2 separate regions of the Homo sapiens genome follow, and region 1 is linked to region 2. The links are chromatin loops, found by intact Hi-C in ENCODE. Cell type or tissue: CD4-positive, alpha-beta T cell. All regions are shown on one strand. Each heading gives the region's core, and the rest is flanking DNA. Links, peaks and the distances in the headings are about the cores only.

Region 1 (2,500 bases), core at 1-2,500, 1.2 Mb before region 2:
AAAAAATTTGGCTAAAAAGCAATAGTATTTATTTCTGGGAATAAGGATTACATTTTAAAGTGTTTTTTCTTATTATTTTATTTTTCCAAATGACCAAAAAACATGTGTTTAGTATAACAGTGTGACAAAAAATATCAATTCAATATTTCTAAAAATAAGGTTAATTCTCACCAGAGAGCACATTTGAAAGCTTTTTTACCAGAAGATAAAAATTGCTTGGACTGTTTTAAGGGCAGCTTTATCTATCCAGGAAGTGAGACAGAAGGGCTGGAGTCTCCGTGGTTATGAAATTTGTGATAAACACCCACCCATGGTGATTTTCTTTATTTCTATGTTTGTTTCCTTCTTTCTCTTTTTCTTTTCTTTTCTTTTTTTCTTTTATCTTTTTTTTTTTTTTTTTGCCAGTCTGCAGTTTGTTTTCTTCCAACTCAGAGTTTGGGGTTAATAACAATACACTGAAATTATGCCCTAGGATAAAGCTATGGTTTAAATATGCTAATTTCCATGTTTTAAAGGAATAAAATGTAATGTCCTGTTATCGGCAAGTTAATGGGGAGGAAATCTACAACAAGGAACTTTACATACTGCATTGTTTAGCTCACATTTTCTATTCCCTGATAAGCAACTTAACTTCCAATGTCTTACTCTATGAGATTATAATAACAGACCTTTTAAACTGTTAAGGGGATGATGTACCGAAATGTCTGTAATAAATTATAATTTTACTTTTATGACAATTCAAATGAAGAGCAAATATGATGTTATTACACTATTAGAACTGTTAATATCTTTACCATAAGATGATAAATTATAGCCCCTGCGCCAAGTGTAGTTCAGTGCTTGTTTTGGTGCCATGTATGAGCTAATAATGATTTTTACATTTTTAAATGGTTGGGGAAAAATTTAAAAAAATTTTCATTAAATGTAAAAGGAATATGAAATGCAAATTTGTATTTGTAGTTTTACTGAAATACAGCCATGATCATTTTACATGGTGCCCAGCTGATTTCACATTATAATGACTTCTTGAAAGAACTGTGACAAAGAGCATATGGTTCTCAAAGCCTTAACTATTTACTAAGCTTTACAGAGAAAGTTTGCCTGATCTAGTATTTTCGAGGTGGTTCTGAATATTCTTTGTATTTTCTACCCTCAGCCGCTAGATGGCATAAAAGATCCTTAAGCCAGTAGAAAGAATAAACCAAAAACCAAAAAACTTCTGCCCTACAGAGGATATTTACATTTTCAATTAAGTCATCCTCTAAAAGGCAGTTCTTTCAGCAGTACAAAACTTTTTGCTATATGTGTTCAACAAACTAAAAATTAAACGTTTAAAGGAAACTAAAAGCATTAATTTAGTCTAGAAATAATGTCTGCACTGAAATTTAGCTTTTATTCACTTCTGCCTGGAGTAAATATTATGTGAATATGCACTATTAAAGAGGCTCCCCAGTTTTACTGTGTCTATACAAAATTCTTTTCTTATTAGACTGAATTTCACTTCTCCAGTTGCCAGGCTAATACAATCAACTGAGCCAACTGGATTTAGAATAAGGTGGGAATGTGTGTGTGTGGATGGGTGTGTGTGTGTGTGGGTGTGGATGCTTGTGTCCAGCACCAACTTTTACTTATTTTAACTGAATTTAAGTGGTCTTAAAGGATTTGACTGAATAGCTCTCTATAGCATGTGCCCTCTCTCTCTCTCTTTTTGTTAGCACTGTATAGACACAGTCAGCCACAACTAGTTTTACCACGGCCAAATTTTACACATAAATCAATCAAAGCAAGGCCACTGGGCCCTCTCACACATTCTGTCTTTATAATTTACGATCACATTAAAACCACATTATGATGTCTTGAAAGGATGCAAACCTGTATTGCTGGTATGGTAATAATATTCATGTTCTTTTAAATTGCAGGTTCCTCATTTCTCAACAAGAAGACAAAAAGCACTACATTACCATCCAGAGGCACAGCAGAGAGAATTCTGGCACCGTCTTCACCTAACACTCACACCCTCTTCTACTGTTACAGAGGTAAGTGGTCAGGCATGAGTGGGGCAGGAGAGGGCACCCCCCACCCACCAACCGGGAACGTCAGGAGACCATAAGGTGATAGTCAGGAGGTTTTTACACTGTTTCTCTAAAATAGTAATTGGTTGCAGCTGGGGGCTTGGGAAGGCAGTCTCCCAATATACAGAAAAAAAACAAAACTGGTGATCAACAGTTTCCCGATAAGACTTCAGGAGTTGGGTGAGTGGGCTCAAGCATGTGCAGTAAGAGGTAAAATGGCGGAGTTTAACTGGTACATGACCTTGTAGGAGCATTCGGTGAGGGAAGAGCACTTCAAGTGAGCGAAGAGCACTTCAAGTGAGCATGCGCACAACTCCAGTAAACAGACTACATGCAGCCCCTCCCAAGGGCTGGCAGGCCACTGTGCATGCAGACAGCCCACCCCCAGGGAAGAATCAGGGGAAAAGGGGCCCAAGACCCCGGAATCA
Region 2 (7,955 bases), core at 2,213-4,712:
CCCTGGACTCTGCAGGCTCACAGTGCCCGCGTGACAGCACCGAGCAGGCCAGCTGGAGATGTGAGGGGGGTGGGGAAAAGGATCTGGAGCAGGATGTTCAGGTAGAGGCAGAGAGAAATGGCTAGGGCTGCAGTGGGATAAACACGTGGTTCTGCTTGGCTGCAGGAGGCATCTTGTTGCTTGGAGGGTTGGGGAGGTGATGCTTAAACACATAGGCCAACTCGGGGCCTTGGGCACCATGTGGAGCAGTCCAAACTTTGTGCTGGAAACACGGGGAGGATACTTGTGATACTGCGTGTGTCAGTCCTTCTACTGGAGAGCTGGTTCTAACCATCATCAAGTGAGAGGAGAGGAAGCCCTCAGGTGGCAGGTGTATCTCTATTCGGTGAGAATGTCATGGTTGTCAGTCATGCTATAGGGTTGCCCTCCAGTAGAATGATCTGATATGTCTATGCAGAAAGTAATTTGGAGGGTTTTGACAGTGTCTCCTGTGGGCTTCTCGGACTGAATAATGGAATCTCAGAAGGGGATGTCCCTTAGCAATCACCTGTTCCAACCTTCTGACCTCCAGGTCTCACCAGTCACTAGTTTTGTGGTAGATTGCAGGCATGTCTGGTGCGTCCAACACTAGAAAAGTCACGGCATTGGACAGGGAATCCCCTGCCAACCTTGGGGGAAGGAGCTGGCGTGTAGGGCCAAGAGTTGCTCAGGTTGGATGGTGTGCCACCTCATAGCCCTTGCCCAGATCCAGACAGCTGGCAATCCTCCATTTCCTGCCCCTGCCCGAGGATGGCCTCAGTCCTCATACCTGTGCCGGCTGAGAGTGTCACATCCACCATCTGGACCACGTTCCCCAAAAACCATCTCAGTAAGGGTCAGAATGGCCTGCAACTGCTGCCAACTGGAAGTTTCCATGCTGTGAAGTCATTAATTATCCACCTATAAGTCTGGAATGCCATCAGGTGGTTCCAAGGTCTCCGCCTTTGACAGGGTGGTGGCTCCCAGCCACTCCCATGCATCAGGCCTGCCTGTGCACGGAGGGCCAAGTCTGTTGGGCCCCTTGGCTTGGAGAAGAGTTTCACTGAGATATTAGTAACTGTGAGTCACCACACGCAGCAGTTGTGCAGGTGTCAGGCTAAAAAGAAGCTCAGATAGGACCCAGAACAAATGGGCTCACTTGGGACTAGGCAAGGGATTATAGTTCAGGATGTGTGTGCTATAATGATGGATCAGGGCATATCCAGGGATGTCGTGGCAAAGATAAATTTTTATTTTTATTTTTTTTTGAGATGGAGTCTCGCTCTGCTCTTGGCTCAATACAACCTCTGCCTTCTGGGTTAAAGTGGGTCTTCTGCCTCGGCCTCCCGAGTAGCTGGGATTGCAGGCACTCGCCACCATACCCGGCTAATTTTTGTATTTTTAGTAGAGATGGGGTTTCGCCACGTTGGTCAGGCTGGTTTCGAACTCCTGACCTCAAGCGATCTGCCTGCCTTGGCCTCCCAAAGTGCTGGGATTACAGGCATGAGCCACTGCACCTAGCCAAAGAGGAATCTTTTAAAGACAAACAGATGTACACATGAGCGGCTTTGAAACAAGGCTCGTAGGTGACAGAAGCTCACTGCAGGAGTTGGCTCTGTTGATTGGGGGAGGCGGCTGTTGCCAGGTCAGTGTTGCGTGCTGGTGGCAGATCTGGAATACTGCGGCCTCAAGAAGTCCTTGCACTAAGTCGTGATGCTGGTCTGGGTGCAGGAAAGTCTTGGGATAAGTCCTGTTTCAGGCATGTGGGCGTGAGGGCTTCTTGATGGCCTCCCACCACTCCATTTTGCTGGAGTTTAATGTAAGTGACTCCATTTTGGTACCAGCAGCTTTCTCAAAGGTTTTGGGGTTTTTTTGCTTTTGGGTTTCAACAACAGGAATTGAATCAAAGCACTTAACATGTGTTACTATTAAGATATGTCTCTGTTTTCACATTCTATAGAGTTAGTTTTTGTGTTTTTTTTTTTCACTTTGTAAAAGAAGGGAATATATATTTAGGTTTGATATCTCCAGATTTTAGGCCGGGTGAGGTGGCTCATGCTTGTAATCCCAGCACTTTGGGAGGCCAAGGCAGGTGGATCACCTGAGGTCAGGAGTTTGAGACCAGCCTGACCAACATGGTGAAGCCCCGTCTCTACTAAAAATGCAAAAATATTAGCCGGGCATGGTGGCCCACGCGTGTAATACCAACTGCTTGGGAGGCTGAGGCAGGAGAATCGCTTGAACCTGGGAGGCGCAGGTTGCAGTGAGTCGAGATCACACCACTGCACTCCAGCCTGGGCAACAAGAGTGAAACTCCGTCTCAAAAAAGATATCTCCAGATTTTAATAAAATCAATATTCGTATGCAAAAGTTTAACAATGTTTCCCTTTTTGCATTATTTGAACTAAATGCAGTTGGCCTTCTACCTGTTCTCCTGGCAGAAGGCGAAGGTGGAATGTCCCAGCTGCCTACTAGGCAATAGTGCCTATGGCGAAAACAGCTCCTGGCTGGCAGGGGGAAGCTGATTTGGGAGGCGCCATCACTAAGTAATGGAAGAGAGCTATGCTATGGGTGTGGTGATTCCTGCTAGGGGCACCCTGGGGCTCCTGGAGAGACTGGTTTCTGCAGGGAATGAGCTTCCAGGCCAGGCGGCCTCCACACGTGGAGATGTGAGTGGGCTCTGTCCTCCCTCGCAGCCGGCTGTGTGGACTCTGTAAGGGCTCCTGAGGAAGAGGAATCCGGGGGACCGGTTCCTGTCCTGCAGCCTCAGGGTGGGCCGCTGCCAGGCGCGTCCCTGCACGCGTAGAAGGAAGGCGCTTTCAGACGCGAGGGCGGCTTCGTCATCTCCTCCCGGTGGGTGCGTGCTGCCAGCGCGGCCTTTAGATGCTTTGGGCTCCGACTCTGTCTCCCTCTTCTTCAAATCATGAGGGCACTCGGGCACCCCGGTGTGAGAGGCAGGTGGTCCCAGAGTCCGTGTCACCTGGGTCACATCTCCAAGGCCCCAGGCCGCCCCCGGGCGGCCCGCCCCCAGTCCCCGCAGCCCGGAGCAGGATGGGCCCGGGCTGGACTGAGGGGCTGGGGCGCCCGTCTGCCCTGATGGGCGCAGCTGTCTGGGACCACGCGGTGCCCCGGGTCGGCCCCCAGCGTCGCCATCACCTCCCCCAAGACGTCCCCACGCGGCGGCCACACTGCGCTCCAACGACCCGCGCTCTCGGACCCGGTCACACTGACGGCGGTGACTCCCGAGTTCCCGGGACCAAGCGGGCCCGCCCTGGGAGCCTGAGCTTTCTCCTCACTCTCAGGGAGCCCTGGGCTGCGAGGCGACAGCACAACGGGAACAGACTCGCCGGGACCAGCCACCACTTGGGGTTGTCTCTGCAACCCACGCTCCGCGCCGCCCTGACCCGGTACCGGCCCGCGCGGCGGTATAGGCGGGCGCTGGGTGCTGGTCGCTGGGCGCGGAGGCTTTCTTTGCCAAGGGCAGCGCGCCCCCTGCTGTCCGAGCGGAAGAACTGCGCAGCACGCGAGGCCGCAGACGCCCTCTGGTCAGGGCCCTGCAGAATGGCTTGGGCTTGGGACTCGTCCTGCGCCCTTGGGCGAGGCCATTTGTCCCTGGGTCGGGAGGAGCTTAACCGTGGGGCTCGGCTGTATCCGCGAATGGCAGGGGCACAGGACAGCGGGGACTGTGACGGAACACATGCCGTTATTCCATGCGTTGTGCCGTGCTGTGAGTGCATAACCAAAAAATACCAACTCAGTCCATGGCTAAAGTAAGGATATGCAATAAAAATTTAAGCCTGATGAGAAAAAAAGTGAGAAAACTAGTTCACCCAGAGTTTAATCAAGTTTTTGACAAGAGGGTGTTGTTTTTGTTTTTTAAATTGAAACAGGATTTGGGGGCTGAGTTATTGCATGCAGCAGGGTTAAACAAATTTACATTTTATCAAAATAAAAAGATGCTTAAAGAATACATTGATAGGCCGGCACGTTGGCTCACACTTGTAATCCCAACACTTTGGGAGGCCGAGGCAGGCGAATCACCTGAGGTCAGGAGTTCAAGACCAGGCTGGCCAACATAGTGAAACCCCATCTCTACTGCAAATACAAAAATTAGCCAGGTGTGGTGGCAGACGCCTGTAGTCCCAGCTACTCAGGAGCATGAGTCAGGAGAGCCTCTTGAACCCAGGAGGCCAAGGCTGCAGGAGCTGAGATTGCGCCATTGGACTCCAGCCTGGGTGACAAGAGCAAAACTCCATCTCAAAAAACAAACACACAAAAAACAATGATAGCATATATTTTATCTCTTGTAGTACAAATCCTCATATTGACTGTTGCAGAAAAATACCTGTAATGCCTTAAACAACAGTTTTAAGAAACATCAATGACCAGCAAGTTACAAACAAAATGCAGTGATCAACATATTTAACTGTCCATGTATGAAGCTTTTACAAACACATTCAGTCTTCACTGTCTGAGCAAATCAGTTTTAATTTCTTCATAGTCCTTCATCTGTCTTTTCACATGACACTTGGCCAGTGGTGAATTTATAATGTAACAGTATTTTAGACCAGTTTCCCTCTCCATACTTCCTCATGCTAGATCTCAAATTCATGTCTTCTTCCCAAAGCCATGCCTGTTTTTTTTTTTCTTTTTTTTTTTTCTGGATAGATGTTTTTCAGCAGTCACTGGTTGACTTTGAGGTACTCTCTTGTTTTCTGTGGCTCTTCTGATTTGACAAGAGGTTGTTTTTGTCTTTGTATGGCTACAACAGTAACTTTGGGAAACCATTTAATCAGGTTTGGCTAAGTATAAGATGGAATCTGAGTTATGCTTCCGGACACTGACGTGTGCAATTTTGTGTTGGTAACAAGTATTGCCAATTAAATAAATATTTGAAGAACGGAGCCATGGCTTTATTTTCAAAATCTTCCCAGAACACTCAGAAAAATCTTATTTAACTCGACTGAACATGCCAATCATCATTTATTTAATATGTCCCAACTACATCAGTTACTAGCTATGAGAGAGACCTTGGACAGGATTTTTACATTATCTGTGCCTCAGTGGCATCATCAGTGAAATAAAGATAATCATGGTACCTATTCATAGGTTAAGGATTAAGTGAGAGATATATTGCTGGTGAGGAAAAATGTTTCCTCCACCCTCTTAGGTTCAGTTAATGGGGACCTGCAAATTACACTGAAAATAAAGATTAATAAGAGAAAAAGTATACAATTTTTGTTAATGTTTATGTGCATAGGAATTCACAGAAAAGAAGTGGAACTCAAAGAAGCAGCGAGACTCAGGGGCTGATAACTTTAACAAAGAAAAGAGGATTTGACCTTGAGGGAGGACAAGGCACTGGGAAGTGACTGGGGAGTATTTGGGGAAGGTGATGGAAGACAAGGCTATTTCAGAAAGGCTTGTTTATGTGGACTCATCTTGGTGCTAACTCCGGTGATAAGAGCCACTCTATTCTTGGTGGGGGCGAGGGGGACACCTTCACAGGGTACTTTATGCCACCTTCACAAGAAGGCATTTATGATCTGATTTCAGGCAGAAAAGGAGAAGACAGAGAACTCTTTCAGCACCTGTGGATCCTCCATTACCTTCAGCTCAAAATAATCCTTATGCCACAATGGCATATTGTGGAGTGGCATCATTTAGGCCCTTCATTTCCCTGTCTGAAACTTCTCTATGATGTGTCACATTCCAGAAGCGAAGTTATTTGATTGTTCCCATTAAACCAGTCTCTCTGCCCTGGGAATATCTCAGTCCAGTTAAACAGCTGTGTCTCATTTCAGGAGGTGGTGGTGCAGGTGGGGGTGGGGCACCCCCAAAGGTGGGTCTTTATGTGTGCAAGCAATCAGGCATTGAATGAGGGCATTTCTATGGATACAAAAGAAATACAAAGATTAACCATCGGTGCTGACTATAGATCCTGTTTCTAAGTTCAGAGGGCCATTAGTTCAGATTTCTAGATATTGGTCTCCAAGGATCCTTACATAGCGGAATGAGGATGGCAGTTACAGCATCGCAGTCCTGTTATTTCCTGGCGCTTGGAGGATTGTGCTCTGGTGAACTTTCTGAGTCACCCAAACTGCTGTGGTGATGATTCTGTTAAAGTTACACTGAGTGATTCAGCTTCAGGTTTCAGGGTTTCTGGAAAAGGGCAGTTTTAGTTCTCAGTGATGCCAAATTAGGACAGGGGAGAATACTGGAAACACTCATTACTGACAACATGCACAAGACGGCCAGATCCAGTTTACAAAGAGGTGAAAATAACTCAAAGACAGTAAACATGACAAGTATTTGATAACCCACCAGGATGGGTTGTAGTTTTCCACTGAAACAAAATTTCTCTCTAGAATCACCTCCATTTTTATCAAAGATAATCAAGACAGGCATGATGGCTCATACCTATAATCCCAGCACTTTGGGAGGCTGAGGCAGGAGGATTGCTTGAGCCCAGTAGTTTGAGACCAGCCTGGGCAACATAGCGAGACCCCATATCTACAAAAAAATAGAAAATCTAGCCAGGTGTGGTGGCATGTGCCTGCAGTTCCAGCTACTCAGGAGGCTGAGATGGGAAGATTGAGACTTGGGAGGTTGAGGCGATCTTTGTGTTTTTTTTTTTCTTTTGAGATGAGTCTCGCTGTGTCACTCAGGCAACAATATAGTGGTGATCAAAACTCACTGCAGCTATGTTGAGAGTCCCCACCCCAACATAATGCACTGCTCCTTCTGTGCACCCAGCACTCGGCTGTGTTTCTACAGCATGGAACACTGATGACCTTGTGTACCTGTTTGTGTTCATGTTTGTCTCCCTTTGCTTCAAATTGTCAACTTCTTCAGGACAGGAATGATGTCATTATAATACTGTAACTCCAGCACCCAGCTCAGAACCTAACTATGGTAAACAAAAAAGTAATAAGAAACGTTTAATATAGGCACTCAATATGGCCAGGAATTGTGCTAAGTGCTTTATATACTGAATATACACCCCCAAATATGCCACTTTGGCATAAGGATTATTTTGAGCTGAGGAAACTGAGAATGGGCACATGCAGGACGAGCTGTCTGCCCTCCCCTTTTCTGTGTGAAAGCAGGGCATAAATTCCCCTGTGAAGGTGCCCCCTCTCTCCATGCCAGGAGGGGAGAGTGGCTCTTCTCACTGGAGAGGGAGTGAGCATGAACAAACCTTGCTAAACTCACCGTCACCTTCTGTTAGCATCCCCCATATGTTCCTAGCCACTTCTTCATGATTTCCCATCCATGAAGCCCAAACCTCCTATTCTCTGTTAAAATGGCAGGTAAGCCCGAGTCTAACCACTTTTTTGAGTTTCACTTCTTTTCTGTAAATTCTCATGCACATAAAACATTTATTTAAACATTTTTGTTATTAATTTGTTTATTTTTGTAGAAATGGGGTATTGCTATGTTGCCCAGGCTGGTCTCAAACTCCTTGTCTCAAGCAATCCCCTGCCTCAGCCTCCCAAAGTGCTGGGATTTCAGATGTGAGCCACTGCACTCAGCCACGTAATTTTTTTTTTTTTTTTTTTGAGACAGAGTCTCACTCTGTCGCCCAGGCTGGAGTGCAATAGCAGATCTCGGCACACTGCAACCTCCATCCCCAGGATTCTAGCGATTCTCCTACCTCAACCTCCCGAGTAGCTGGGATTACAGGCGCCTGCCACCATGCCTGGCTAATTTTTTTATATTTTTAGTAGAGATATGGTTTCACCATGTTGGCCAGGCTGGTCTTGAACTCCTGACCTCAGGTGATCCACCTGCCTCAGCCTCCCAAAGTGCTAGGATTACAGGCATGAGCCACCGTGCCCAGTGATTTTTTTAAAAATATTTGCCTTTTTCCCTGTTAATTTGTTTTTTAAAAAAGTTTAATTCACAGGGCCCCAGGCAGTGAACATAAGAGGATA

Evidence for each region. Hi-C counts contacts between places; a loop is a spot of excess contacts. Peaks named below come from ENCODE experiments on the same cell type or tissue, not always from the same donor. Only the 100,000 strongest peaks of a DNase experiment are listed, where the experiment ranks them.
Region 1: it touches region 2 in a loop (15-fold over the local background); 3 of 110 quality-filtered maps call a loop at or near these places.

The regions. Positions count from the first base shown.
Region 1 is chr18:10,850,773-10,853,272 of GRCh38, forward strand. The region is part of intron 7 of PIEZO2 (piezo type mechanosensitive ion channel component 2); the gene reads right to left. Among named protein-coding and RNA genes, the nearest start is that of MIR6788, 92 kb to the left of the region's middle. In CD4-positive, alpha-beta T cell, for the core only: CTCF peaks have their summits at 1,179 (motif pointing right) and 1,378; no DNase peak of the experiment used is centred there.
Region 2 is chr18:12,035,620-12,043,574 of GRCh38, forward strand. No RefSeq gene overlaps it. Among named protein-coding and RNA genes, the nearest start is that of ANKRD62, 54 kb to the right of the region's middle. RefSeq lists an enhancer at 2,579-3,080 and silencers at 3,028-3,097, 3,478-3,547. In CD4-positive, alpha-beta T cell, for the core only: CTCF peaks have their summits at 3,523 (motif pointing left) and 3,727; a DNase peak (open chromatin) is centred at 3,492; H3K4me3 peaks cover 681 bases; H3K27me3 peaks cover 644 bases.